Regions from separate parts of the Mus musculus genome. Here region 1 is linked to region 2. A link is a loop called in an ENCODE intact Hi-C map of the cell type or tissue named here. Cell type or tissue: heart. All regions are shown on one strand. Each heading gives the region's core, and the rest is flanking DNA. Links, peaks and the distances in the headings are about the cores only.

The links. Hi-C counts contacts between places; a loop is a spot of excess contacts. Peaks named below come from ENCODE experiments on the same cell type or tissue, not always from the same donor. Only the 100,000 strongest peaks of a DNase experiment are listed, where the experiment ranks them.
Region 1: it touches region 2 in a loop (5-fold over the local background); 11 of 42 quality-filtered maps call a loop at or near these places.

The regions. Positions count from the first base shown.
Region 1 is chr1:165,648,183-165,663,979 of GRCm38, forward strand. Rcsd1 (RCSD domain containing 1) reads right to left here. Exons shown (of 7, transcript NM_178593.3): 3 at 15,384-15,473; 4 at 11,191-11,262; 5 at 9,317-9,520; 6 at 7,123-7,854; 7 at 763-2,028. The coding sequence ends at 1,996. Among named protein-coding and RNA genes, the nearest start is that of n-TPcgg2, 14 kb to the left of the region's middle. In heart, for the core only: CTCF peaks have their summits at 5,514 and 7,032; DNase peaks (open chromatin) are centred at 5,509 and 7,510; H3K27ac peaks cover 945 bases.
Region 2 is chr1:165,944,976-165,960,772 of GRCm38, forward strand. The region is part of intron 1 of Pou2f1 (POU domain, class 2, transcription factor 1); the gene reads right to left. Among named protein-coding and RNA genes, the nearest start is that of Pou2f1, 50 kb to the right of the region's middle. In heart, for the core only: no CTCF peak of the experiment used is centred there; no DNase peak of the experiment used is centred there.

The sequences.
Region 1 (15,797 bases), core at 5,465-9,464, 300 kb before region 2:
GCCCCCGGGAATAGAGTGGGCTATTTTCATAAACTAGAACAAATAACGTAAGTAACAGGAGCTAGGATTGGGGAATGGACAAAGGTACCTTTGACATCACCAGGCATGTCCCTGTGGTGTCACAGTGTCACTACATTTCAAAGCTGCTCCCTTCTTGTCTGCTACAACATGCTCAGAATCTTTAGGAGAACAGTCTCCTCTATGTCTAAGCCTGCCCTTCCTGCTGTACACCTTTCCCACCACACACAATCATAAGTTATTCACAGTTGCCATGCCTCATGTCCACCAAGCAGTCCTGTGAGTGTGGAAACAATCCACTGAGATGCACATATAAAACCGCGTGGTCCTCAGGGGGTGGACATCTCTGGTGACAGACAAGTAAGTAGGTAGACAATACCCAGATTAAAAAAATGTCAGACATATACTTTCTCCTGAATTTTGTTAAAATTCAAAGCTTATAATGTGTATGACATTGTCAGTCTTGACCAGCTCAAAAGTCTGTGACAACTTAGAAACCACTTTAAAATTTGTTTTGAAAAATAACATGTCTCACATATTAAAACTATCTTGGAATCAGGAAACCTTTAACTCGGATGAGAAATTGTGGTACCACCTGTGACATTGGCTCTTTTGTCTGTGAGAGTGTTTTCTGAAGGCAGAGTTGGTGTGATCTAATGAACTAACAGGAAAACCATCCCTTTTAGAATACAGGTCTGCACCCTGAGACACAGAGCTACTGAATTCAGAATAAGAACCAACCCGGAAGATTCATCATTTATTTATGTTAACATTTCTTCAGCAGGAGTTCATGGAGGGGAGGGTGATCAGAGGAATGGATATCAGACCGACCCATATTCCTGCAAACCCTGTTTTATCCCCGGACAGGATACTGAGCAGGAGTTCCTGATGAAAACAGGCTGGAGACCCTAACTCATGCCTCCTGAGTCTGGGAGAAGAACTTGGAGTTGAGAAATGCTTACTGAGAACCAGGCACAGTGATGCATACCCACAATCTAGAGGCAGAGGCAGGGGGATCACTAATTCAAAACCAGCCTGGGCTACATATAAGTCTACATGGTGAGATTTGAAAAAACAAAAACAAAAGCAAACAAACAAAACTTCATAGAGAAGCGAAGAGAGACGCTCTCAGAAGGTAAGCTGTACTGCGGACACTGAACGTCCCTCCCAGAGGCCGGCCAGTTTCCTGTTCAAGTGTAACCTTCCAGGAGAGTACAACCCATGCTCAGAGCAAGGCAGGCATATGGTGGCACCTTGAGGGGTGGAGGGGATGAATCCTGCCTCTCCTTTGGATGGGATGAGATGGATCAATCACCTCCCCTTGTTCTCATCAGCCAGGCTGTGTGGGACAGGGAAAAGTTCCTGTCCTTGGAGCAGGCAGGAACACGACTTTAAATGTTTTAATAAATATCTCTTTGAGTTTTTGAAACTGGTCAGCTGATTCCCATCTGGAGCAAGCAGAACGGTCGTCGTGAGGGCTTTGGTATGTTTTCAGGTCTCGGTAACTTAGGGAATCTTATTCTCCACAAGACTACCTTCTTTATCTACCTAAAATTAGTTGTAAGTTACGTCTGAGAACCATAAAAACATTAGAACGATAGAAAAAGGCCGTAACTTTACACAAGTTCAACAAGAGCCTAGTTGGGAGGTTGGCTGCAGGAAGACTTGGGGATCAACAGGAAGGTCGTGGAGCAGACACCACACCAAATTGCTTTAAATATATTTAACTTTGAGTCGTGCGTCAGGTGACACAAACTCAAGTTGATAAAACTCTACTGTCCTCAGCTCTCATCTCCAGTGAGGAGACGGTTGGTGTAGCCTACGGGGGACCATCCACCCTGCATCCTGGGCTGTCTCCAGATGCTCGGTGTATTCTGCTTCTGCAGTGGCTTCATGCACTGCTGCTGCTGCTGTTACTGCTGCTGTTTCCAAGGAGATGTCTCCAGTGGCCCCATCACTGGTACCCTGAGCCCTTCATCACATTCGGGTATCCTCGATGGGGATGTCATCCTGTGAACGGGGAAGAAAGACACAGCGTTCAGCAGAGCTCCTTCAGAGTGAGAGACAAGGAAAAAATTCATGAGGTAGGAGTGAGCCAGCAGACAATATTCCCGATGTACTTATTCACACACCATTTAATCTTCACCTCGCCCATGGGAGTTAGGTGGTTGTATTAACTCTATGTTACAGTTGAAACAATTATGGTACAGAGACAGAAATGACTTTCCTGGGTTACACAACTAGCAAGTGGTCCAGTTGGGACTCCATCCCAGGGACCAGAGCTTCAGACTCCGGCTACTAAACACCCTCCTTCTTTGAAGCCTAGCTTCGCCCTTCTCTTTCCATTCAACGTCATTCTTCTTGAATTACTAGTCAAGATTTTTGGCAACAGAGAGAGGATGAAAGAAAAGACTGTCTTTTGTGATGCAGAGGTAGAGACCTGGCCATGCATGCCTGAGGTCTGGGTTTGGTCCCCAGCACTGCAAATAAGAAGTAGTAGACTGTACACGTAGACAGAAATCACAACAAAGGAGCTGTTTGTCCAATGCTCATCAAAAATGGCACTGTTGGGTCCTTCTGTGTTTGTTTATTTGTTTAGATGATAAGTAAACACATTTACAAATGTGCTCAGGGCTTGTGATGTGGTCCGTCCTAGTGGATGAGACTGGACACAAGCAAGTTCTTGAGTTTGTAGTGGTTTTGGCTGGGGTTGTCATGGATGCTCAGGAAGGAGACGATGGAGGCATGGTGAGAGGGCCCCCAGGCAATAGTCATAGCTGGGTCCAGGGAGCCTAAACCCAGAAGTGTGAACTGAGTTACTTCTAAGCAGTATCACGTTTGTGGGGTAGCTCAGTGGCTAGCAAAGTGGGATGCAAGGAGGAGAAATTTGATGATTATCAATAGGGTGGATCTGAGGACCAGGGATTCAGAGGGAGTGAGCTGTGATTACAGACACCAGGAAGACGGAGTTGCCCAGAGCTGGCATGGCAGTTGGCCAAGGAAGGGAGAAAAGAAAGAGATCTTGGGAAAGGACAGTTGTGTGGATGGGGTGTGGGTGGAGTGTAGGGAGGGGGCCCCCGTATGAACCAGAAGGGATAAGGGGCCCCAATGGCAAGATTTAGTGACCGCATTTCCTGAGGGAAAGAAAGAGGAAGCAGTAAGCCCAGACAGGGGAACGAACTCTCAGATAAACACAGGCTCTCAGAGTTACACAGGCTCTCAGGATGTGTATCTCCTGCTGTGGAAGAAAAAAACATCAGCCAACAGAGAAAGAAAAACTGACTAGGAGAAGCAATCAAGTTAGGCAGTAAGGGAGGCCACCCATATTTAGGGTTGGCACATTAAAGCGTGGGATGAATTGAAGACATCCCTATTGCCTTTTGTGGATGTGTGCTCCTGTAACCCTGGCTGGCCTTCAGCAGGCTATGTGACTGAGGATGGCCTGGAACCTCTCTTCTGCCTGCCTCAACCTACCAAGTGCTGGGATTATGTGTGTGTCACGGCACCTGGCAAGTGTTTCCTTATCAACAGAGTCCCAAGTCCTATGACCCCTACTTTGAACCCCCAGTCTGTCCCGCATCCATAAAGATGTCTAATCAGTGCTGACTTGAATGAATTCAACTGGAATTCATTTATTTGATCAATTGATTTCCATCAATCAAAGCCCAAAATGGGCATTAGATTGGGAATGGGAAACCACTTACTACTGTTTACTGCCTGTTTCTGCCAGCCAGGTATTCTGGAAAGACCCAGGATAGGCTTGGGTCCCTAGGGATGTGCCAAGATTCTGCCTCTGGGGAATCCTTTTGCCCTAGAGTCTGAGGCATTCTGACTTTAATCTTGGATCAGGCTGGAGAGGGACCAAAGAAGATAGGAAGCAGAAGCCCTCACAGATTAGACAGATAATTCACCCCGGCAGAGGTGCTCCTTAAACTGTACTCTGATGAACAGGGGCCTAATAGGTTAGCACTGTTGGAGCTCGGTGTCCTTGGACAATCTCCAGACCTACATGCCTTCCTTTCTAAAACCAGGAGGGTGGGCTAAATAGTATAAAAGTTTTGCCTCTCAGTGGTGAGTGGGGGTTGGGGGGGTGTGTTAGGGCTGTGGGGGGAGTGGGGCGTAGGGGGTGGGGGTAGGAGGTGGGGTAACAGGGATTGTGAAGCTCTTCTTTCTCTGTCTGAGCTGCTATTTGCGGGGAGAGTACGGTTGAGGTGTTTTGTCCCCTGGCCAGGGTTCTCTAGGTTAGGAATACAGAGTATAAAACAGGAGAGAGGACCAGAGAGCCTGCCCCATAGCACTTGCCTGGATTTTCTTTGGGAAGCCACCCTTTACCTAAGACTCTCCTGAAACAACAAAGTCCTGCCAACTCAGCAGCCCAGGAGACTCTGACCCCTGAGGACCAGGAGATGCTGTCAAAAAGGCAGGAACCTCCCAGCCCAGGAAATGGCCTGGGGGGTCACTGGTGGAGCATTCCTTGGATTCCAAGAGGACTAAAGGTTTGGGAATTTGGTGTAATCTTCTGGGGATTTAGTGGAATTTCCAGGTTCCAGAAGATTCTAAACCTAGTGACTAACCCTAATTCAAGGACGGCTCAGTTGGAAAAGGATTTCCTTTGTATGCTAGTAGGCCATGAGGCCTGCGGGGAGCCTCAGAGCCAGGCAGCCCCTCCTGTTCCTGCTGTTCTACCATTATGAGCCATTTACATTAGGCCAAGGGGTTCTCACTCCCTTTTAAAAATCCATCCACTCAGATGACATAGTGGCACACACCCATCCCAGTACCCAAGAGGCTAAGGCAGAAGGATTTCCTTGAGTTCAAGGCCTCTTGGACTAACAGTGAGCTCTAGGACACCCTGAGCTATAAACTAAGACCTTGTCTCAGGAAACTAATGAGGTGATTAAAAACCACTCATTCTCTCTACACGTATTTTTAAAGACCTACCATAGTCCAGATTCTACTGTAAGTTTTGGGATTATAGTAGAGGAATAGCACAAGAGACAATAGAAATAAGCAGGGGAGGAGTTGGAGAGATTGTTCAGTGGTTAGGGTCACTGGGTTTGGTTTCCGCACTGTGGCTCACAACCATCCCTAACTCCGGTTCTAGAGGTTCCGACGCCCTCTTTGGCCGCCAAAGGCACTACGCATGCGCAAAGGAACTACGCATGCGTATACTACACATACACACATACGCAAGCAAAACATGCATACACATAAAATGAAATAAATAAATCTAAACAAACATCAAAAACCCCAGGAGAATGATGCAGTGGAATTATGGGAGAGAATAACTGGGGGGTGGGAGCAGATTCCTTTGCCTGAGATGTCACAAGGCAGGCTTTAGGGAAGAGGTCGCTGTCACCTGAGACCTGAAGGATAGGCTGGATGGAAGTAGTCACAGGAGAATCAGAAAGAAGAGCGTTCTCACTGGGAGGGGCTGGAAAGGCAGGAAGCTCTGAGTGAGGAAGGAATCTGGTGTGTTGCAGGAAGCAGACAGCAGATGGCCAGAGCCCAGCTCCGGGGAGGGCCAGGGAAGAGAGTGTGTGTCCTTCACCAAGATCTTATTTGAAAAGCAGAGTGCAACAGATGTGGTGCAGGATTTCAAGAAGAGGTCACATGGCTTTAAGGCGCATCCTGCATCTGAGGACAGGTGGCTTATAAGAGAGAAGAGAGGAGGAAATCTGAGACACAGATACAGCAGAGGTCACACAGAGATGGTGACAAAGATCGGAGGAGGCATCCTCAAGCAACTGACTGCCAAACGTTTATGATCCCCGACCAGAAGCTGGGGGAGGGGAGGTCAAGGGAAGATCACAGAGGTGCAGACAGCAACTAACAGAACACAGACAGGTTTTCCTTTAGCCCTCTGGAGGGGCTCAGGTTATCAACAGCTTAACTTTGGAGTCCTAATTCTGATGTTCAGGACTGTGAGAAAGTACATTTCCTTTATCTATCTATCTATCTATCTATCTATCTATCTATCTATCTATCTATCTATCTATGTATCTATCTATCTATCTATCTATCTATCTATCTATCTATGTATCTATCTATCTATCTATCTATCTATCTATTATCTATTTATTTATATTTATACTTATGTGCTTATTTATGTATTTATTTATAGGCAGGGTCTTCAACTTTTTCACGGGCTCACTATGCCTTTTTGTTTGGACTCACTAGTAGCCCAGGCTAGCCTTGAATTTACATTGACCTTCCATTTCACATTGAGTGCTGGGACGACAGGCAGGCGCTGCGCACCCAGCTCATTGGTATTGTTTTAAGCCACTAAGCCTGTGGCAATGTGTCTGGAAACCCTAATAAGAGAGGTGAGACATTTTGCCAAGAGTAGACCCAGCCAGCCAACTACCCACCAGTCTACCCACCCTTTGGTTACTGTGTAAAGAATGAACCCTATCAAGGATGGGAGGAAGGCAGACAAGAGGCTACTGTAGTAGGACGCACATAGTGGCTGAGTGACCTACCAACACGGGAAAGGAGAACATAAAGATGACAAGGCCAAGGAAATTGTCAGGAACAGGCTGGGGAGGGCACTGAGTTGTCCTTGCAGAACTTCCAAGGCATCCCCAGGATTCTCCTAAGGCAGACAGGTGAATTTAAGGGGAATTTCTGGGAGCTAGTTGAAACAGACAGGTAGCGAGCAGTTAAGACAGAAGGCCAGGAAGTGTTCCACCTCCCTAGTCAGAGGCAACCTGAGACATTGCTTGGGTCTGGGTGGATATCACGCAGAGCCTCCTCCTGGGCTTGGAAGTGTCCCTGATGTCCTACCCTTCTCTCTACACACAGACTCTTTCTCTTCAGGACCCCAACAGCAGCAGCACCCTGTTCCCCTTCAGTTCACATTGCCAACGTTAGTCACTGAGATATGGCCAATCCTGGCTCACTGCATGCATACCCAGAAGCTGACCCAGTCAGCTAGAAGCAGACCAGAACACAACAGAGACAGGGCAGTCTCTCCTCAGTCAGCACTGGGTGGGGAGTGGCGGTGGGTGGTGGGTAGAGGGCGCTGTTGACTTTGCTTCTGCATACAGAGCTGATAGGGGCAGCTCTGGTCCTGATACAGCATAAACCATCAGGGCCACCTACCATGGAGACTGCTTTCTCATTCTGGATCTCACTGGTGATCTCTCCCGCAGCATGGTCAGCCCCTGGGCTACAGCTTGGCTCCAGAGGCGCCTCCTCCTTTTGCTTTGTATCCGGCTCTGCGATAGTAGTACCTTCTGCTTTTCCAGAAGAGGTTTGTGGGGCTTTCTCCCTGACCACTCCCTCCTCCTCAGGCATATTTGCGTCTGGGCTTTTCTGTCCGAGCCTATCTTCATCTGCTACCCTCTCCTCAGAGGCTGTCCCTTCAGTGGCCTTCCCAGTGTCTGTATGCTCTCCCGGGGTTGTCTCTTCCCGTGGGCTTCCGCACCCATTCTCAGCCTCTGGGCTGCCGGTTTGCGATGGCGCCTGGACCTCTGGATGACCCTGACTAGCTGTGTCTGGATTCTGTCCAACCTTCTCTCCAGCATTCGCCTCCTCTGGGGTCCTGACCAGCTCCTCTGGCTTCTCTGTGCTGTTACACGTGTTCCTTCTCCGTGGCTTTTCTGCAGACCACGGAGTTCCCTCCACCCCGTCTGCCATAGCCTCCTGGTTGAGTTGAGGGGACCCGGGGTCCTTGCTCTTGCTAGCAAACACGTCATCCCCATTCTCTTCCCTGGCACCGTTTTCCTGAGATGGCTCCACAGCCCTGTAATCTCTAAAATCCCCACAGTCCGACTGAGACCTTCGGAATCGCCGCGAGGGAGGACGTCTTTTTATTGAGCCTCTAGTCCGCACCTGGAAGAAGATATGAAGGAACATTATCTTAAAAATTAAAAAGGTACCCCGGAGCTCTTGACTCTAGCTGCATATGTATCAAAAGATGGCCTAGTTGGCCATCAACGGAAAGAGAGGCCCATTGGACTTGCAAACTTTATATGCCCCAGTACAGGGGAACGCCAGGGCCAAAAAGTGGGAGTGGATGGGTAGGGGAGTGGGGGGGAGGGTATGGGGGACTTTTGGGATAGCATTGGAAATGTAAATGAGGAAAATACCTAATAAAAAAATATAAAAAAAATTTAAAAGGCCAGGTGGAGGGCTATGTATTCTGGGAAAAAAAACAAAACACTACAGGCTCCTTTAATTTCCTAGGAGGGTGTAAAGTTCTTTGCTGTTCATTACAAATCAGAATCTAGAGCAGTGGTTCTCAACCTCTGAGTCACGACCCCCACAGGGATCACATAGCCGATATTTACCTTATGATTCCTAACAGTAGCAAATTTATAGTTATAAAGTAGCAACAAAATAATTTATGGTCACCACACCATGAGAAACTGTCTTAAAGGGTCGCAGTCTTAGGAAGGTTGAGAATCTCATTGGAGGTTTGTAGAATGACTTGGTGAGCTGCAGATTTTTGTCTCAGGAAGATGGCAATGCTTTGCTTGTGTTAACAATGTGCGGAGGCAGTTCAGTGAGCAAAGCGTTTGCAGAGGAAGAGTGAGCGTCTGAGTTTGGGTCCTTAGGACCCGTGTGAAAGACAAGGAGAGTGAGCTTGGAGAGAGCGTGAAAGAACCTAGTGGGGAAACCCCCACTCAATTTCTGTTCGGAGCACCCAAGAATCACGAACAGACGACCATCTTGATGTAAAAGCATGAGGTAGTTTAATGACAGAGCTCCGGGCTGACACATATCTCCCACAGGAGACAGAGGTGTTGACCACATGGTGGAGCCATAATGGCGGAGCTCCGGTTCGAAACGTATCTCACGCAGGAGACAGTGGTTTCGACCCCGAGGCTTGGAAGCTAGGGGTTTTTATAGAAAAGGGGTGGGGCTGGGGGAGGAATTGGCGAGGTTTTACATGATTGGTCCATTTAAACATCAACAGACTGTCAGAAGGGCGGGAGATAGGGAGGCACTAGGCCAGTCAGGACATGTAATGACGGGCCTGCCCGGGCATGTCCTGGCCTGTTCTGCTATGTTCTTAGCCCCAGGTTTCAAAGCTCACAAACAACTCTTTGGGCTATTTGACATAAATTACATGAATAACATGTCTCAAGTTTTATTTCCTTTCAAGCGCATCCCTGCAGCTGGCATTGTGAGACAGCAGACCCCTGCAGCTAACAGCTGACCAATAGTGAGCTTCATGTTCTGTGATGATGGCCCCCAAACCCTGTAGGTGATGTCTTTTTTACAATAGTCGAAAGTTTGAACACTTAAAAGTTTCCTCAGCACACCACAGTCCAAGCGAGCAGTAACTTACCTTATTGTAAGAGGGCAGGTGAGTTCCTTCCGGGGGCTGGTCAAAGCTCACAGGCACCTCTTCTGCCTCACTTGGGTGGGATCGGATGCCGGGGCTACTGGGTGTGGAAGGGGGACTGTGAAATGGTGATACGATGGCCTTGAGTCCGGGACTTTTGGGTGAAGCCCCAGGCAGAAGAGCTGCCGGGTCAAAGGCTAAGTTGGCCTGCCAAGAAAGGGGAGAAGATGAGGGCTTCTGCTGTGTTTGTTCACTGGCTTCACAGCTGGTTGAGGGTAGCTATCAGCAAGCTTGTGTTCATGTCCCCAACCAATCATCCGCTGTCACTTACATTGTGGCTGTTCCAGAAGCATGGCCTACCCGACACCTTGGATGCTCAGATCAGGATGAAGTGGATTCACTATTAGACACGCCCAACAAGAATGGAACTGCCCTGGCCTGGCATAGTGCTGCAAGCCTTTAATCCCAGCACTCAGAAGGCAGAGGCAGGCAGATCTCCATGGGTTTGAGGTCAGTCTGGGAAGTCTAGGCCAGCTGGGGCTCCATAGTGAGACCCTAACTGATGATGATGATGGTGGTAGTGGTGACAACAGAGGAGTGTCGCCACCACCCAACACCTCTCAGGCTCTTGCAGTATCTGGCACCCATGTCATCCCCCCATTAGCCAGGAGCATTTGCTGCTCATAGTATCTGCCATGTGCAGCTATTGCCTCTGCAGAGACTCTACACGGTCAGTGTTGGTCTCCTGGCACATCAGGAAGGTGGCTTAAATCACCTGAGGCTCATGGCAGGCCTCCTTGTCTCTCGAGCCTCCAGGGAGAGTTCTGTCTTTAGAGACAGCACACTGATGGACACGGCAGTCTACAGGGTGTCTGCCCTCCAGTCACCACGATACAGGTGACACCAGATGAACATGGATATAAAGGGACACCGAAGACCAAAGGGAGAGTTACTCAAAGGTAACTAAAGCCTAAGAAATCTACAGATTTGGCTGGGGAACAGGTGGCAGGCCCCAAATCAACCTTACAGATGTTAGAGCAGGAAGGTTATGGAGGGATTACGTGCGAACAGCCCAGACAGGGTGTCACGGAGCTCAGGTTGGCCTTCAACTCACTAATTAGCCTAGAATGACCCTGAACTTCTGAGCCTCCTTTGCTACCTTTAGGGTGCTGGGATCACAGGCTTGTTCCACCATGCTGATTTTTGAGGTGCTAGGAATAGAACTTTGAACTGAATTGGCCTATCTGCACACTAAGCAAGCACTCGACATCACCAGGCCACAGAGTTTTAGCGCCCTCTAGGGGCACACATCTTGCTTCTGCTCTCTGTAGTTCCAATCCCACACAATAGAATCTTTCTGATATAACTGGGCGGGTCAGACGGAGGACCTCCCAGAGAGGGGACTAGGCAAGAGAGGCAGATGGAGCACCAGAAAATCCCACATACCCAACTCCAAATACAGGATCTTTCTCTTAATAGCTGCCGTATGAGCTTTAGCAAATCTAAATACCATTTCTGGTCCTCTATTTGTCCCAACTTTTAGTCCGACCTCCACAATCTTCTATAGATGATTTCTGGTTACTCTCATGCATTGCTTGGTTAATAAATACCCCAAATCACAATATCCCCCCACCCCGCCCCCAGGCAAGACTGATGGCCTTGAGAATCTCTGAAGGACAGAACTGGATGTATAGAAAACTCACAAGCTGAGAAACAGCACTGTTAAGCCCAGGCCATACTTTTTGTTTGTGTTTTTGTTTTTAAGTACCATGTGATAACAGGAAGGAAGGGGCAGCACCATACATGTCACGTCACGTCACGTCACGTCATGTCATGTCACGGGAGTGTGTGGGAAGCAGGATGTGTTCTGCACATACCTGAAGCTTCTCGATCAGGGGTGAGCTCTTCACCTTGATTTTAGGTGGGTGGCTGGCGCCGGATGGTGATTTCTACAGGACAAACAGACCAAAATGACCAAGTGAGCTAGAGGGAGGAGGGCGGAGGGAGGAGGGAGAAGAGAGGGTGGGCTATTAAGCCATCACCGCTTTGGTGCCGTACCACTTACCTCAGGCCTAGAGGAGACAGGCCTGCTGTTCCCACCCCCTCACCTCATCACAAGGAAGACCACGAGTTTGAGCTGAGAAGTCGGGGCAGACATTCATATCACAGGAAACCTCCCATCCCAGGAAGAATGACTTCATTGTCATTAGGAGGAAAAACTACGTCTGTGGGGATCAAGGCCTTCACCTCATGGCCTTCTGCGAGGCAACTTAACAATTGGAGGGAATTTCACAGACCAAAGGCAAAATGGCCATCCACTCTCTGGTCACAAACAAAGCAATAAATCACAGGCTGGGAATGAAATCAGGCAGAGGTATTATTAAAGCCCCTCCATTGGATTAATACTTTGGAAAATTCCACCAACAGCGTGGTTCATATGCCAGAATTTCCCCCAACACTGAATATTCATATAAACAGGCCGATGTGTGTGTTAAGTATCTACCAATCCCACCACGGATTGTGTTAGTTATATGAGGATGAAGGTGATTTAGTTTCTTCCCATAACTAACAGTCAGAGGCTGCTCTCTCTACTATGTATACTCTGCTAATTACTTTTGTGATCAGTGCACACCAGGAATCATTCCTGCTTCCAGATTACATATTTATAAATATGTATAATTCCAGATTGGTGCCTGGTTTTATTCTAAATTCCCACTACAATGCAAGAAGGACAGCAGCCACGTAATGATTAAGGGAGGGTGAAGAAACGGAAAACGCCTTTCAGGTTGATAGACAAGGCCAAGCACGGGAGGGGTTTCTCCAATAGTTTGGGCCACTCCAACCCACCCCTGTCTCCATATATGAGTGTATGGAAACCATAAGAAGAGAAGTACTGCTGATCTCTGGGTAATGTTCTGAGACATCTGGTTATATTATAGTTGTAGAAGAAGAGAGACCGACTCAGCTGGTGTCGACTCCCAGTGTCGAGGGAGAGTATGCTGCAGTGGGGCAGTGGATGACTGGGACTCAGAGACCTGCCTCCTTCTGACTCTGCTTTTGGTGGGCAGATGGATGCCTGTCCTGTCAGGATGTGGTGGCTAAGGCAAAGGATGCTGAGGCCTTCCCTTCAAGCTCTGGGTTGCCATTATCGCTGTGAGTCTCCCTCGTCAGACACTTTGCTGAGGCAGTCAGTCATGGACCCTTTTGTTTCTAGTGAGTGTCAAGATCCTCCTGTCCCAACTGGGAGGTTCTTAATTTCTGGTCTTCACAAGGGAATGGTGTTTTGGAAGTTTCAGCTTTAGAAACTACAGCAAAAATTTTGCTACCAAAGTTCACTTTAGGTGATATAATTTCAGTACTAGAGACCTAGCAGATGTCGGACTGCGGACCCTGTACTGATTTGACTACAAAACAGAATGAAGCCCCGTACAACTGCCAATGTAATTCACACCATGGACAGCAGATGGCAACATTTAGTTGATAATTTAATCACAGGCATCAGGCCAGTGGTGGGACTAAGTCAGTCAGTGGAGATGAACCAACGTGGTGTTCATACATTTTTATGTTTATGTGTATTGCTATACCATCCCAATAATGTATTATGATATAAGTTGTTGATCTGATAGTTTTGGATGGAGTGGTGTTCATGTCCTTTCAACACCCTGTCATTTGGTTTTCCCAGGTAAGGTAACTTGTCATTTTGCCTGTAGTCTGTAGGTGAAATTCTGGGGCTGACTCCACATCTCAGACACAGAATATATAGGAGTCCCAGCCATCCTACCCACCCCCATGTGTGAGCAACGTCTGTGCCTGTGGGATGTAGGTGCTCCTGTAGGCTGCACACACTACAAAGGCTTGTAACACCTCCATTTAGTCCTGCCAGGCAGGTGAACTGCACCCTCTTTCTGACAGAGGTCTCATTGTGACATCCTGGCCTGGAGCTTGCTATGTAGACCAGTCTGGTCTTGAATTAGCAATCCTCCGAAGTGCTGGCATCACTGTTGTGGTTCGTGATGCCCTACTCTGTAAATTTCAAGGCAAAAAGAAAGTGACTAACCCTGGGGGCAATGTTGTCATGAACACACAGCATCTCACTCCAGAATGGATTTTCAATCTAAAACCATTCTATCCCTTGGCCATTCCTCGAGTTTAACTTTTCAAGGAAAGCTCTAAATTTCTATTCTCATAAAGTCCCTGAAATGAAGTTGTATACTCTAGTCACTACAAACCCGACCCACTGCATCTGTTTTCGTTCCCATGAGCATCGCTTCTGCATCCCCCGCCCCCTCCACTGATGTTCTCGTTCTCATTTTACAAATAAGGTATTAGTGTGGAGCAATGAGTCCTCTTGGGGCAAGCCTAGGTTATCAGGGGACAGCTCAGATGGCCGCAGCCACAGCCCATTATACCACAGCAGAGGTGCCAAGCTCAGCAGGGAAGAGCTGCTAGGAGAAGTTGACCCTCAGTAAAGAGAAGTTGCTGGTCATAGCTTTGTCTGGGAACCCCATGAAGTCACAGCACCATGATGACAGCACTGGTGGGGACCCAACAAAAACACAGAGTTTCTTAAACTCAGCCCCTGGGATTTCTCACCTCACAAGACTACCCTTGTTCAGTGGAGGGGAAGTTATTCCCAGAGCAGGTGGACCCAGGACTCCGCACCTACTCAACGGGGGGGTAGCTGTGACTTCTCGGCCCTTTAAATGTTTCAGAATTTATTTTGGCTGAAAAAAAAAACCTTATGTGTACAGGTGCTTTGCCTGCATGTAACTCTGTGCACCGATGTCCAGAGAGGTTAAACGAAGACATCAGATTCCTTGGCACTGGAGTAACAGAACCCAGGTCCTCTGAAACAGCAGCCAGTGCTCTTAACCACTGAGCCATATCTAAGTACCAAGTTTACTGCTCTTTAATCACACTTATCTAGTATTAATTTGTTTGTTTATTGTGTGTGTGTGTATGTGTGTGTTGCACGTGTGTCACTGCATGCGTGTAGAGGTCAGAGAACACCCTTTGAGAGTGGGTTCTTTCCTTTTACCATGTGGTTACTAAAGACAGAACTCGGATTCAGGCCAATGAATGGACTTGATGGCACGTAAGCACCTTCACCTGCTGGGCCCTCTTGCTGGCCCGGGTTCTTTGCTTTTTGATGCACTTCTGCTTGTGAGCCCTGGGGCTGACAAAAGGCTCGAAAACCATTCATCTACATCAAACGTTTCACTTTGTAGGGGATAAAATGTCCCAAGTTCACAGGGGTACTCCGTGCCTTTTATGAGGATGCTGGTCCCAGAAAAGAAGGGAAGGGAAGAAGAGGGGCTAAGGTGGGACTTGGGAACTGAGCTGTTTGGCTTGTTTGCTCTATTTTGGGCTTGGCCTCTGCGGCCTGAAGACAACATGCAAATTGGTTTCTGGCAGGACCGTGACCGTGACCACAGCGAAGGTTCCCGGGCTGCTGGGTTGGGGCCTGCAGCAGCTACTCTAACAGCTACAATTAGATAAATAAGACTGGGCAGCATGAAGGCTGGGGCTCTATTACTGGCTATGATCTATAACACCAGAGCCTTCATTAGTCGGCAGCACTGGCTATTTATATCCGAGAGGCAGGAGGCCTCCTGTGTGCTCTGGGTTTCTTCCAGTGATGCAGAACAATGGCCAGCCTTTACAAAGGCTATGGAGAGGCCATGAACTTCTCCAGCACTGTAGCTCTCTGCCTCTGAGGACATGGCTTCTCTCCCCAAGGACCCTTCTACACCTCCTCTACCACCCTTAGACTTGGGGACTGAAAAATGGCTCTGGTACTTGACTGATCCCTTAAGGAGGCTTAAGGGAGAGCTAGCCTCCACAGTGAAAGACGCAGGAAGTATTAAGAGAGACTCTTTCCTGTACCGGAGGTGAAGCCACCCTTGTGGCAACGTCAAGGCCTGAAACTGTGATGCTTGCAGCTCTTTCCTGTTACAAGGAGGATGAAAACCCACCGGCAGCAGCCGTGCGCGTGCCCAGGGCGGCGGGCAGCAGCCGTGCGCATGCCCAGGGCAGCGGGCAGCAGCCGTGCTCCCAGGGCGGCACTTACCTCCTCACCGTTCTGGCCCAGCTCTACCTTGGGGGGAAACAGGGGGAGGGAGCAAGGTGGTTTCCTTCTTGTTGGCTTACTGGCTGGTGTCTAGAGGGAGAGTGACAGACGACACAGAGAGAAAAAGAGAGGCAGTGAATCAGGCAATAGGGAGGAGGAGGAAGGTGGAAACCAGTGTTAGGAATGGTTAGGGATGTCTGGGGAGGAAAGAATGGGCAGTGGGCCTGCCTGCATGTCTAAGGGACTGTCCTCCTGCTGCGCATCCGCAACCCTTGAGCCCCTCTGCCTTTCTATTCAGCAATAAGGTTCTCTTGTACTTGACCCTCACCCCCTCCAATCTGAGCCAAGCTTGCAAGATGACATCCGCATTTTGCCTTTTTGCTGAGAAGCAGAACTAGACCCTCAGATCAATGC
Region 2 (15,797 bases), core at 5,322-9,321:
AAACAGGCACAAAATACTCTCAAAAGTTTGTAGGTAAGTTTTAAATACACACACACACATACACACACACACCAGGCAGCAAAGAGTTGCCAACAGTGTTGTTAGCGTAAGTGAAATATTTTACAAGGAACACATGAAACTAGTGTCTTCTCTACTCCTATAGACTCTAAGTTATAACAAAAGAAAATAAAAACACATGAAATGTTACTACAAATTTTTTATTCTTTAGACATATTACTTCATATTTAAGGAAACTGAAAAAAGTAAAAAAAAAATCGTAAAAATAAAAAACCAATAACAGATTCTGATCTGGAGTCTGTTTCAGTTCTCTACTACTTAGCTGACCATCTTTAAACAAGTCACTTGTTCTCTCTAATCTTAGATCATTGTTTAAATGAATGTTAAATAACAGTTTACTCATTAGGTTTATTTATTTAATTTTATTTTTTGGTTTTTGAGACAGGATTTCTCTGTATAGCCCTGGCTGGCCTGGAACTCATTTTGTAGACCAGGCTGTCCTCGAACTCAGAAATCCACCTGCCTCTGCCTCCAGAGTGCTGGGATTAAAAGTGTGTGCCACCACGCCTGGCCATTAGATTTATTTTTATAAAACTATTAGTAACAAAGTGCTTCTATTAAACTACCATCAAGGATTACTGCTACTCTCTCATTATAATAAAATACAAATGATATACTAAATGCTAAACCTAACGACTCCATTTCTATTGCTCACTAGGTCACAGGCATCCCAAGTAACATTCCAAAACATCACCAAATCTTAAACAGACTTCAGAACTAAAATGAAAAATTATTTATTTGATAAGTCATTTTAATAGACAATCCATAAAATAAAAGGCAATCACCATAACACCTGGGTTTATCAGTGGCTACTAAAGGAATAGTTTTACTTAGTAGAAAATATTTACCAGGTATAGAAAGACTGCATTCTTTCTTTGAATTGTTTCAATGAAAATTGAGAGTAGTTTGGTAATTAAAAAGGCAGGAAAGCTCTTCTTACTTTTCCAGTCTAAGAATACAAAAAGAGAAAAAGGCAAAACTGAGTAAACTGTATAAAATAACTAACACTTTAAGGGAATAAAGTCACATACAATAGGGAACTCTAGACTAGTCACCAGGGCACATTTAGCTCTTTTAGGTAGGCATCTCTCTTATGCCCATTCCTTCCTTTACAAAACAAATTTTATAATCTGACCTTACTGAAGAACATGAAGTTAAAGAGAAAGTCCTTGGAGTATATATTTTAAGGTGTACTTTCATGAAGCTGGATAAAAATTGCCTAAAGATTTTCTTTAATAGGCGCATTCTCCTAACCAAAACCAAAAACTCATTTTCATTTTAGCATTCACCGCTCCCAAACTGCAAACATCAAACTGTTTAGAAATGATACAAATAAGTCAATGCAAGTTTTTACTAATTTAAAAATAGTCTTTAAAAAAAACAGATCACATTTTGTATTGGGAAAATAGGGAAGGTCAGTAATAGGCACACATAGTGGGTGACTCTGCACTGCTGGTTGACTGTTACACTGTCTTCAAGTGTCAAGAATCTTCATCAGCAGAGAGCACCAACAGCCTCAACCAGCAAGGGATTAGTACAGGCACTGACTTTCACTTGCCATGTATTTTAATGTCAAGCTCTTTCATAATTAGTTTAACTATATGTTTACATATATTCCTAGTTCATGAAATTCTGAATAAATCTAGTTTAATGGTGCACACAAAATCAAGTGTGGCAGCTGAATTCAGATTGCTAGTGCCTGCATAAAAAAAGCAAAAACCAAACATAAATGGTAGCTCCGTTTGTGACCTAGGTGGATGAAGACGGATGAATTTGGAACTCAATGGCTAGTAAGCCAGTCTAACAAATTAGTGAGGCACTGTTTCAAAAAATGAGGGGAAAGTGACTGAGGAAGATACTCAATATCATCCTCCGGCCTCCATAGGCATGGACACGCACACACATACACAAACATGCATTTATACATACTCTACAGTCACACACATGTTTATTCTAAAAAATTTAAAAGCCAAATATGTAATTAGTTCAAACTACCTTCCTTATTTTGTAGCTTAGAATGTTCAATAAAAATTACTTAGATACATCCTACTAATTATGCTTCTACATGATAGTTATTTTTTAATTACCAATTTGACTGGACTTATAGTTACCTAGGAAACACCTGTATCTCTGAGCATATCTGTGAAGGTATCATGGACTGAGTACTAAAGGAAAAGGAAAGCAAACTGAGCAGGTAGCAGCCCGCCTTTCTGCCTCCTGACTTTGGACACAGTGTGATACATGAGCTCACATACTCTTGCCATAGTTAGAGCTAGTTTCACTGTTCATCATCACCATGATATACTTAGACTGTGAACTAAAACACAGCTTTTTTTGCTAAAGTTGCTTCTATCAGGTATTATGTTATAGCAATAAGAAGAACAATATGGCTACTTGAGTTGCCTATCTGTCTAGAGTATGTCTGACAGTTACATATGTGTATATATTTCAGAATATTTTAAGATGAGTTATTTCATTGCTTCTTATAAAATCTCTATAGCTAGGTAATGTTCTCATTATGTAAACAATGTCTCACACTACCAAGGTAGCTACATGGTGACTTGGGGAGGCCAAGGCACTAACAGTTATAAAAGCCAATGAAACTAAAAATAAAGAACTCAGGCTACACTAAACTGAGCAATTAAGTCTGAATACTTGTTATTTTTTCATGTGGTAAGAGCCTCAAGCTTGAATCATGAAGACTGGATTTAATTATCATACTCTCTAGAATGTTTTCCAGAGTTTTATCCTGTAGTGTCCTTCTAGTCAAGTGTAAGAATTCCCCAAGTGTGGCTGGAAACGCATAAAAATAAGTAGTTTTCTAGTTTTTTTAAGTCCAAAATTTAATTGGAATTTTGGTCATTTGGTGAGAATGGTGAGTATGAGAGATTTGGTGTTGGTGTGTGTTGTTTAATGCTGAAAGAGAGATATCAGCTTATGATCACCTGTAAGCCTGTATAGCAGCAAGAACTCACTAAAATGTTATTACAGGTTGAGCACAAATGAGAAATTAGATTTTTCTTTTTGAAAATGTGATTTCTTTTTTCAGTTCTCTATGAAAATGGAAAACACTTTAAAAATTTAAAAGTATAAACCAAAGATAAAATCCTAAACAAAAAAGATCACTTTACACAAAAAGGGTAGCAAAACATTGACACATGTGAACACACAGAACAAACATGAGCTTTAACATATTCACTAAAAGCCTCCAGGAAGAGAAAAACCCACTCACCCTGAAGGCTACAAACTGACAAGCTCCTTCTGCTATCCACTGGCACAGGAGAGACCTTTTATTCTTTTAGAAATTTTCTCAACTTAAATTGGATGCAAATAAGCCAGGTGTGGTCCTTACAACTATAACACTGCTAGTCCCTGCTGAGTTTCCATAGCAACAGACACAGCTGGTAATGGCTCACCAAAAGTTGTACTGACCTCAGACGGATTTAAAAAGTTTCAATTGTGCAAGCAATTGTGGTATCTTAGTAAAAAAAAAAAAAAAAAAAAAAAAAAAAAAAAACACAATTGTTTTTAAAAATCTATCTTTGCTTGAAGTTTCAAGTAAAATAAATTTCTACTAATCCAAAAGTGACCTCCAGCCTAACAGCAGGGGCTAGTGTGTCTGTTAAATTAGAGGAAGGCAATCATCAAATTTAGGAAAAATGTTTTGACTAAAGAAGTTGAGCTCTTTCTTGTGAGACTAGGCCGGGGCCTAGCAAACACAGAAGTGGATGCTCACAGTCAACTATTGGATGGATCACAGGGCCCCCAATGGAGGAGTTAGAGAAAGTACCCAAGGAGCTGAAGGGATCTGCAACCCTATAGGTGCAACAACAATATGAACTAACCAGTACCCCAGAGCTGCATATGTATCAAAAGATGGCCTAGTTGGCCATCACTGGAAAGAGAGGCCCATTGGACTTGCAAACTTTATATGCCCCAGTACAGTGGAATGCCAGGGCCAAAAAGTGGGAGTGGGTGGGTAGGGGAGTGGGGGGGGGGTATGGGGGACTTTTGGGATAGCATTGGAAATGTAAATGAGGAAAATACCTAATATATATATATATATATATATATACACACACACATACATAAAGAAGTTGAAAAGAGAAAAAAAATTAAGTCAATATTTATGGGAGTAAGGGTGGGGTTCCCTTAATGTAGTAAACAGCACCCAGAGAGACTAACAGTTTATTAAAGTTCTGAATTAAAGAATGTGCCTCGTTTCCTTAAATTAATGTGCTATGGCTGTTCTTTGGCCTAATTAAAGTGTTTGTAGTCATAGAGATAGTAGCTGGGTCAGCACTATCATCAACACCAACTTAGAATATAAATTCTTGGGTCCTACATCAGATCTACTAAATTAGAAACTCTAAGGGCGGAGGTTCCAGAAATATGTTCTGAAATCAATTCTCTATAAGATTCTGAACAGTGTAAAGTGTGAACACTGATTTACAGCGTCAAACTTCAGAGAGATATGTGAAAAACTGCAGGGATTTATTCTACTCTTTGGAATCCGAGTGAGAGTAATAGAATAAAATCTAAGGAGCTTACTAGCCTTCTGAAAGGAGTCTGCTGGCTGGTATCCTCTGTCTAAAGAAGATGCAGAGTATCAAGTTGGGCAGGTCTGTTTCTGTTACATGCAACATTACCAAGGGGTAACCAAGAGTCTTTATTATACAAGGAGAGGAGAGTCTTGAACCCAGGCTAACTCACTCACTATCATTCATATTCATTTCCAACCATCTAGGTCTTCACACCCAGGGCAGAAAATTTAACCATTTATCCTTTCATAAAAACAAATTTTCCAAGACAGAAAATGTTTATATGGGGAAGAGTATAAAGTCTGAGCCACAAACTTTAACATCCTTCACTGCTGAATTCTTTAAAAACATAAAAGTATGCATTTCTTTAGTATCTAATTTATTAGATACTGTCTTGATGTACTAAAACTTTTTAAAAACATATTTCTAATGGGTAACATTTCAAAGAACTAGGCTAGCAGCATGAAAGCTATCATAGACATACTAAAATAGTTAATGGAGAAAAAAGCCTCTAGTTAGCTCAAACACATCAGATGTTAAAAATGATGGACTCAACAAGCTGCGCTGGCTAGTTTTATGTCAACTTGACATACAGAATTATCTGAAGGAGGGAACCTCAGTTGAGAAAATGCGTCCATAACACCCTGCTGAAGGTCATTTTCTTAATTAATGATTGATAAGGGAGGGCCTGACCCATTGTGGGCGGTCTCATTCCTGGGTTCTATAAAAATGACTGGGAAAACCATGATGAGTAAGTCACTAAGCAGCACCCCTTCTGCATCAGTTTGAGTTTCTTCAGTGATGGACTATGATGTGGAAGGGTGAGCCCCTATCTTCCCCAACTTGCTTTTGGTCATGGTGTTTCATTACACCAAGAATAACCCTAATTAAGACACCAACGAGGTCATTTTGTGAAATTGCTAAGTGCTTTCAGTACTATCCCATAAAATGTACTTTAAAAATTTGGGGACTAAAGATGTACGCTCAATAGTAAAGCACTTGCCTATTATGTACAAGTCTTGGGTTCAACTCCAGCATGACAATTAACTACTTTAAGTAAATCTAAAGATTGGTCACAATTTATGAGAAAAAAACCAAAACAAATCAGAAAGACAAAGACATTCAAATGAAGTGTTTCCTTATTATCAGGATCTGTTTGTGTAAGTAATATGGTGAAATTTTCTTAGGTCATATATGCATGCATACTTTTTGTTTGAGGGAAGATGCCACTGGAGATGGAACCTAAGGTCTCATATGACACTAGGTAAATGGTTCCCTGAGCTACACATATCAAGCCTCAGACAGGTGACTTAACATACAAATCAGACAACAGGAGAAAGAAAAAAATACACACTTGTTTCCTTTCCTTTGCTTGCCATGTTTTTTGTTTGTTTGTTTGTTTTTCAAGACAGGGTTTCTCTGGCTGTCCTGGAACTCACTCTGTAGACCAGGCTGGCTTCGAACTCAGAAATCCACCTGCCTCTGCCTCCCAAGTGCTCGGATTAAAGACGTGCGCAACCACTGCCCAGCCACCATGTTGTTTTTTTAAAGCTGGGATAGTTGTACCACAGGTGTACCTTATTCAAAGAATGTTTTCCTAAGGAATCAACTTAATGTACTGTCAGCATTTACTCCACTCTTATGGGAAAAGAACTGTGAAAGAATGAACCCTACCTAGGTCTTCAAAGACAGCAATAAAGAATCAATAAGAAATGGATTCAGAATGCGCTTCAGACTAATCACCTCACATAGAGCCATTTCAGCCTATGTATTAACGGTGTTCACTTGATGTGCTGTTTCCACAGGCCTATATTTCTGCTTTTGAAAAAGATTTATTAGCCTATAAAGAATCTGGTTTCCTTATATGTTTTCCAACAAACTGTGCTATTTCTCTTCTCTCCCATCTCCTCTTCTGCCCCCTCCACCTCCAGTAGCCTCCTTCCCACTTGCCTCCTGTCACTTCTGTCTTTTGTCCTATCCCCTTTGCTCAGCACTTCTTCCCACCTTGTAGCCTCTGTAATGGTTTGAATATGCTTGGTCCAGGGAGTGGCACTATTAGGAAGTATGGCCTTGTTAGAGTAAGTGTGTCATTGTGGGCATGGGCATGGGGTTCCTCCTGTACCATGCCTGCCTGGATGCTGCCATGCTCCTGCCTTGATAATAGCGGACTGAACCTCTGAACCTATAAGACTGTCCCAATTATATGTTGTACTTCTAAGAGTTGCCTTGGTCATGGTGTCTGCTCACAGCAGTAAAGCCCTACCTGAGACTGCCGCCTATCTAGTTTCATGGCTAAGCCAACTCTTCCTCGTTCCTTTCTTTCTATACATGCAAACATTTAAAGTTTGGAACTTCATGAGAGAGAATATGTAATTTTTGTCTGAGTCTGGGTTACTTCATCTAATATACTTTTCAGATCAAGCCCTTTTTATAAATTCTACTTACAACTGAGTAGAATTTTACTATGTATATATATACCACATTTTCATTATCTACCTGTTGGTGGAGTATTTTTTCCTAACTAAACACATGAAATGTTACAAATTTCTATTTTTTGAGTATAAGATTTTTAGCTGAACTATTTGTTTGTTTGTTTATTTATTTATTTATTTATTTGTATATTTGGTTGGCTCCCAGTGTCTGGCTAAATATTTTTTACCTTATTAATCAAACCTATAACTAAATGAGTGAAATCCTATACAATCAGTTTTGTAACCTTGATATTGATACAAAGAAAGAAACTCAAAAGAACAAAGCAGTTGTGGTCTCTATTAAAGCTTGGTTTAATAGAGATCTATAAGAAAAATTCAAGACAGAGAAGACTTAGACAAGGAAGGACAATTTTGGTTTAAGCTTAAAGACTTGTTAACAAAAAGGCTTTCAGTTAAAAGGAAATGGATAAATACAGGAAGATTTTTTTTTTCAGTGAAAGGCTAGATTGCTTAGAAATAATGCTGACTATCTATTTGGCCTCAGTTTGTGTCATTTTGTGTGAATTCGAAAAGAACAGTTGGATAAATTTCCAAAATGTTGCCCTTTAATGAGTTCCTACCAATAATCTTTCAGTATCATAAATCCGGTCAAACTGATATCATTGCTCATCAAATAAGGAAAACTGCCTACTATGTTTGTTCTTAAACAAAATAAAAATGGTAAAACAGCCACAGCAGATGCTTTCTGATTTACCTTTTGTAGAGAAAGGCAGCCCCAGAGCATCTCTCCTATTTAGGCTCTTCTTCCTTCATATTCAAACTCACTCATTCTGCAATTACAACAAGAAATTCACAATGACCCTTCTTAAAGGGATCACTGGTCTTCTTTAGAGAGAAAAGTCTTCTACATTGCAATCACATTTTACTACCTATGGTGACACTGAGGAAAAGACTCCACAAGACAGTTAGAGAACCCATCTATTGTAATTACAGCTTCTCAATTGTTTTCACAATCCACAAAAACCATGGCAGAGATTTCTACAGCTTTACTCTCAAAGAAGCCAGGAGTAAAAATTCCGCGAAAAGAATATATGTACACTAAAGTTTCAACAACAAACAATGTTTTCATACATTTTTAAAGAATTCATTGTGGAAAAAAGAATTTACTGTGTAGAAAACCTATATAAATAATCAGCTCATCAATAAAATACAGTTTATTCTAAAGAAATTATTATGTTTAAATTCTCTAACATGGCTTGGGGCTATAGCTACTGTCTTTATATTATCTTGTATATCTAAAACACCAAGATTCTTTGGTATTATCTTTTGTCTTATGTAAAGATCTTGCTAAAGTTAACAAGTACTGCTTTTACATACAGTGGCACCACTGTCTAAATACATAAGGACAGAGCACATAACACAGCTGATGAATCAAACATCTGTGACCAAGTGTTTTAATGTGGGGCTGAGTTCTCCACATTATAGAGCCAAATATAAAATAAAAATTAGGATAGGGCCTCTCACATATTTCCCTGAGTTAAGGAAGATAAGCATTTAAATTGTGAAGAGCTGTTGTAGTTTTTATATCATTATAAAATGAAAATCCCCATCATTTTAATATTATATCCTCTCATATGGAAAAGGATGCCACATTCAGTCAAATATGCCCCGTGGCCTTCGCAATTTATGTTCATTCAGGTGAGGACAATCAATTAATCTTTTAAATCAATTAATCTATCACTTCACCTTGTTTTCTCTGAAAACTCATAATTTTAAAATTTGTATACTTGTTTGATTTCTGCTTTTCACTAGAAAGAAAATTTTCTGAACACAAGATATTATGTCTTATTTACTTAACAGCAATTTCACATATGTGGTAGAACCTGAGAGAGGCTCAACCAAATACTTGTACATGAATGAAAAAATGGTTCTGGGAAAGTCAACAAATGTTAAATCAAGCATGAGACTTAGTTCACAATTAAAGGTTTGTTTAAAAAGATTAGAATATGAGTAGAACACTCACTGTTGATTTTGAATAAAGGCAACTAATAAAATTCTATATATTGTTCTCACAGAATACCAAGGGCTCAGCAGTTAAACAAGCAAGCAAACAGAACACTCTCTAGCAACTTCCCCTCTCTGAGGCTAAAGCTATAAAGGACATGATATATATTCTGCTGCAATGCCCTTGGCCATATGAAGAACATCAAGCTCCATTTTATTATGTCTGTGCTTCTCCAGGATTAGGATATGCACTTGGAACAATGCACTTGGAACGGGCTTCTAATGCGTACAATGAAAGCTGAGCATTCTCACCAGTCAATTCCAGATTCAAATGGTAAAACACTGACAGTAAAGACTGATAACTAAGGAGCAAGATCAGTTAACATAGTTCCATTAGATTCATTTTAAATTTTCTTATTCAAATTTAAAATTAGCTCAGCAGCCTGCAAGTAGACACATTTTTTAAAAAGACATTCATTCATTTCAAATTATATCAGAGACATTTGTAAGATGAAAATAATCTTGAGAGAGAGCTAAGATTACAGCTTCTCTTGAAAAATTCTTATTGTACTATCTGCAACGGTTGACGATGAAAGTTGGTAACTGCTCTGTTAATATAAAATAAATTGAATATAGTTTACTAATAGTTACTCATATATTTCCATTTTTTCGTTTATCCTTCTTGTACTTCAGTCTTTCTGAGTTCAGCTTCCTTCAATCTTAAGAAATGTTTCTTAGAAGCTCCTTTAGTAAAGGATATGGTGGTAAGCAACTCAGTTTATCTATCTAAAACCATCATTTCATCTTTATATACGCTCAAAGGTTGCTTTCTCCCAGTGTCCTTAGCTTTCCACTGTTTCTAGTGAACGCCTTTCCATATCCCTGGATGGTGTTCTCAGAGGATGTACACTAGAAATGATGATTAAGAACTGTCTTCTCTAGAACACCAACTGCACTGCACTTCTCATTCTGTTCTCTGTATCTTACTTTCTCTTCATATCTACCTCTAGAACACTAGTAGTAATCTGATTAATTTCCCAAGACCTACTATTAGTTTCTTCAAAATTTCTTTTTCAAATGCATTTGAAATGTAAATTTCAAGGACCACTTTTTCCTGTTTAGAAATTACTCTGCCAAATCTGCCTAGTCATTTTTGCAACTTGTTCTGTGCCTGTGTTCCAATCCACTTTTTGTTTGTTTGTTTTTTGAGACAGGGTTTCTCTGTGTAGCCCTGGCTGTCCTGGAACTCACTCTGTAGACCAGGTTGGCCTTGAACTCAGAAATTCGCCTGCCCCTCTGCCTCCCAAGCGCTGGGATTAAAGGCATGCGGCACCACCCCCAGCCCCAATCCACTTTTAAAGTATTTTTAAGTTGATTTAAATACTAAATTACATTCTTACTACAATCTGAAGTTCATGGGAAAAGAAGTTTCATTCTATTGCTGTTTTTTTCCTATAATTTTCTGATGCAAATTTGATCATATCACAGTTAGATATTTAACAATTCATTTGATGGATACAGAAAGTCACACTGTAGGAAACTTTCACTTCATTACTCCTGTACTTTCCTTCATCCAGTCTCATGGGAGTATCCATATTCATGACTTCCTGCAACAAATCAGCTCCTCTCCTTTGTCCCACCTGGTTCCTGTTATCAGAAACTCTGTAAATATTCATATTCTATGTCATCCTTCACGATCTATCTCCACTGCCATTTCTCACAGGCACTAGACTGAAGAACCTTATTCAACTCAGAAGTCCCCTGAAAACCTATCATAATGTCTTGTCCAAAGAAAAAAGCTCCACAGCAGCTGAGATATAAACACCTGACAAGGGCACTAGAGAATAAGATAAACTTTGTAAGGGGAGTGAGCCTTAAATTGTGATATCCTAACTCTTATTCTAAGTTTTTGTGACTCAAGAGTTTTATTAAGATCACCCTAAAACTGGGAGGTAATGGCACACGCCTTTAATCGGAGAACTAGGGAGGCAGCTAAAATACACTGCTATCTGGTTTTTAATATGACAACCATTTATTGAACATTAGGTGTACCAGACACCATGCTGGACATGCTTAAATATTACCTTTTTAATACTAACAAAATCCTATAAAGAAGTCATTCGTTGTTTTATAGATGAAAAAATGATATTCTGGCATATTACTATCATAAAGATGTTATACATTAGTGGCAGAATAAAGATACATCATCTTTAACTTAACGCTACTATTTCTTATACCAACACCATAGCTGCCAGATTATTTAGAATAGCTTAATTACCACCTCTGAATAAAGAAAAAAATGTGAGCATGAATTGAATATAAGACAGATAAGAACTACTCATTTATCCCTGCAACACACAAAAAAACTTTCAACAAAGCCCAACAATTTATTTATTCAATAGATTAAATACCTTGCAACTACTTGCTCTTACTGTGAAAGAGACCAATAGAAAGTAAAACAAAACAAACACCAGCTAGTAGTAATATTAAAATGGAAGGTCAACTACTGCATATAATAAGAATGCACGGTGAAGAAAGAAAACTATACAAAACTAAAATAGCACAGTAGTCTCCATTTTTTCTTTTCTATAAAGCTCTTCAAAATTAGATGACCCTATTATTATTGATGTATAATCTTCACAAGGTGTATTCTATAGGAACAGGATTTCCTACTCTGTCCCCAGAAGATGGAGAGTTTACACACTGCTTACAGGAGATGCAACAGGGTCTATGTAGAAGAAAAGGAGCAGAAGTCAGAGCATTGAGCCATTTCTCACTTAACCAATAATAATTTCCATCACTTTTAAGTAAACAACCAATTTATGAAATAAAAGAATTGCTTTAAACACTCCAGGGACTGCTTCAGATTAGGACCGCTTCGGATTAGAAACATTCAAGCAACTTTCAATTACTACAGAAAGTATCATTATTTACTACAATTCAGATATTAGCTTAGAGATGTATACAGTTTAAAACCAGTAGAAATGTGAAATCATTAATCAAGGAAATAAAAATGAAAGAAGAAAACTTACCCTAGCACCCTAAATGAAAAACAGGATAGTTGGAGGGCAGATAGGAATAAATACTGAAGAATCTGGCTTGAATTTGAAGTAACTAAGAATTTACTATCTCCACAAATTTCCACGGCAGAATGTGTGAAGTTGGTTAATTAAAAGCATTTACTGATTATTATAAAAATAAATACAATTAAGCACTTATGCATTTCTTACTGTTTATTAAATCTCCTTCATAACATAAAGCATGGAGGACTACTTCCCAAACTATAGAAAAGGGCTGCAGAGATGACTCAGTGGTTAAGAGCACTTGCTGCTCAAATGGAGGACCAAAGTTCAGATCCCAGCATCAGCGTATAAGCCCAGTGATCTGTAAATGTAAATGCCCATTACTCTGAGGAACCTAACCTCCTTTTGGCCTTTGCAAACTCACTTGTGTGCCTGTATAAATGTGTGCATGCACTCACATACACAGAAAAACAAAAAATAAGTAAATAAATAAGATCTTTAACTACATAACACTAGGGGACCAAAGAGGTCGTCTTTTAGTGGTTAAGAGCACTAGCTGCTCTTCTTAGAAGACCTGGGTTCAATTCCCAGCACCTTCATGGTAACTCATAAATAACTGAATGAAACTCCTGTTCCTAGGGGTCTGACACTCTCTTCTGGCTTCCATTGGCCCCAGGCACAAATGTGATATACAAGCATATGTGCATGTGCAATACCCATAAGTTAAAGAATTATTATTCATGTGCTGATCTTAAATACAGAACATTAAACTAGAAAGGTGGTCCAAAGGCTTGCCAAACAAGCATGAAGACCTGAGTTCAAATCTCAGAACTTCTGCAAAACTGACACATGTTTTATGTGTCTGTAATTTCAAAATTCCTAAAGAGAGATGGAAGGCAGAGACAGCAGCACCCCAAGAAGCTCATGGGTCAGCTGGCCCCCAATACAAAGCAGTGAACATGGTCAAAGGTGAGGACCAACACAAAAGCTGTCCTCTGACTTCCATAACCCACATACGCACATGTACTCATATTACACACACACACACACACACACACACACACACACACACTTTTAAAACATTTTTTAAAATTAATCTTGAAAACATGGGACAGTACTTGAAATTTTTTTATCCTAGCAAACTATAATAACTAGCTACTATAAAGCTCAACATCACTCTTGAGTCTAACTTTTTAAACACAGCAGAAAGATAGAGGACCCTAAAACATTCCTAACCCCATTTCCAAAAGAGGAAGTCCTTCTGGATTCCACTGGTTTTGCTACTTCTACAATGTTACTGACTTTCATTTTGTTTGGCTTTGTTTTTTTTCCCCTTGTAAGTAATCACCAGTAGTCACAACTGTGACTTCCTTCTCTAGTCAGTAGTATCCACAATCATTCTTTTCTAACTCCAGTTCTCATCTAACAGCTATCTTTCATTCTAACATTCATTGGCAAACTACCATACTCACAATAGCATAAACATTCCCAGAAACTAGCATTTTCTGGGAAATAATTATACAGAGCAACAACATTAGGCCTTGTGGACCCCTAATCTGTCACTCACCTTCCCATTTTTTTAATATCATAAATATAAAAACTAAAGCTGGTCCCAGCACTTGAGAGTTTGAGGCCATCTTAATCAACATAGTGAGATTCAGGCCTTGGCCACACTAAAAAACCCTGTTAAAAGAAAAATAAAATAAAATCCATTCCTAGCTCAAGGTTTTTTGTTGTTGTTGTTGTTGTTTTGTTTTTTTTTTAAATAGCCACAGTGTGACAGGCATTAACTAGTTTCTTCTCACAAGAACAATCATGTAAGTTCTTTTATCATTCAATTTTACATATGAAAAATAAAGAAAAGGGTATTGGGTAAACTAAACTGCTCAGCAGCACCTGACAGTGGAATCTAACCGTAACATAGTACTCCTAAGTCTCCCCTTGAGAGCCCCAAATGTCTTAGTCTTTGGGTTTACTGTTCTTCAGTAAAGTAATACAAAGCTTTCTTAAATTTATTATTTTATTGTATCAGTTACCTAGCACGATATACAGAAATTTATAAGGCTGCTATTAAGAACTGTATTGGCCCCATACATATGTAGCAGCTTGGTCTTCAAGTGGGTCCCCCAACAACTGGAGTGGGATCTGTCCGTAAAGCTGCAGCCTGTCTGTGGAATATGTTCCCCTAACTGTGCTGCCTTATCTGGCCTCAGTGGGAGAGGACGCTCTAGCCCTGCAGAGACTTGATGTGCCTGGGTGGAGGGATACCCAGGGGGGCCTTTACCCTCTCAGAGGAGAAGGGGAAGGGGGATAGGGAAGGGACTGTGTGGGTGGTGGATCAGAAAGGGGGGGCAGCAATTGGATATAAAGTGAATTTTAAAAGTTTAAAGACTTCCTGTCATATGGGGCATTGAACTATATGCAGATCACCTACATGGGATGGAAGGAGTTCTCTCATGTCTCCTGGAACCAGGGCTCCTGTGGAAGTTACTGGCCCCTCAGCCCCCACAAAAGAAGCATGGCTAGAAGTCAAGTAGACAATGTCCCAAGCTTCTGACCTTCATGCTAAACTCCTCCCCAGTTACCTAGCAACAATAAAGATAACAGCATACCATAAGAGGGGCTACTTGGCCCCTCCTCACTCTCTTGCTCTTACTCCCCTTACTCTCTTCTCTTCTCTCCTCTCCCTCTCTTTCCCTCTTCCTCTCTAGCCTTTCTTCTCTCTCTCCTTTTCCCCCTTCTCTCCTCTTAGCCATGGCTGGGGTCTCTCTCTCTCTCTCTCTCTCTCTCTCTCTCTCTCTCTCTCTCTCTCCCTCTCTCTCTCTCTCTGTGTGTCTGTCTGTCTGTCTGTCTCTGTCCATCAAGGCCCACTGCGCTTACTCTCACCTGCGTGGAAACCTCTCTCCCTCAGCCCTCTCTCCCATAACCCCAGGGCTACAGGGTGTCGCTCTGGGGCCCCCTGGTTTCAGAGGCTGCCCCTTCCTTGTCCACCCCCTATCGAGTGGGGTCAGTGGCTTAGATGCCCACCCAGGGCCAAGTGGAAAGCGTCTGGCAGCCCTCCCACATCTGCCTGCCCAGAGTATAGGAGGAAATCTGGCTGGAAGTAGGCTATCTTCCCTTCCTTCTCTTTCCCCTGACCCTATTAGTTCCCACACTGTCAGAGTTATTAAAAAAAAATTATTATCTACTCTAAACAAATGTTCTTTATATTTTCTTTTTTCTTTTTTTTTTATCCCCAGGAGGGAGAGACAACACAGCTGGGAGGTTATAGCAAAGCTGGCTTCATTTAGCATCTATTTTGCATGGTGAAAGACCATGCTGAGCAGGTAGAACTTCTGTTTTAGGGACACATTTACATGTACCATGCTGAGCTAAACATGCTTGAGTTAAATTTGTACTCATGTCTCTGTTTATTGGAAGAATGGATGCGATGGCAATAATATAGATGCATGTTTCCATTAGTTCTCTCTACGGTACCCTGCATTTGACCACTATATCTTAAACTTAGCACTACTGAAATTTTTGAGCATATTTTTTTGAGGGAATTCTGTTTTGTGCTGTAGAATGTAGTATTTCAAGCTTCTAAAAGCTATCAGTGACCTTCTTTTGTCTGACTAGTCATTAAAAAAAGAAAAACAAACAAGCAAACAAACCAACCACAACAAACTCCTCCAATACCAAGCACCAGTATTCCTAAGTAGAGGCTGAGACAGGAGGAC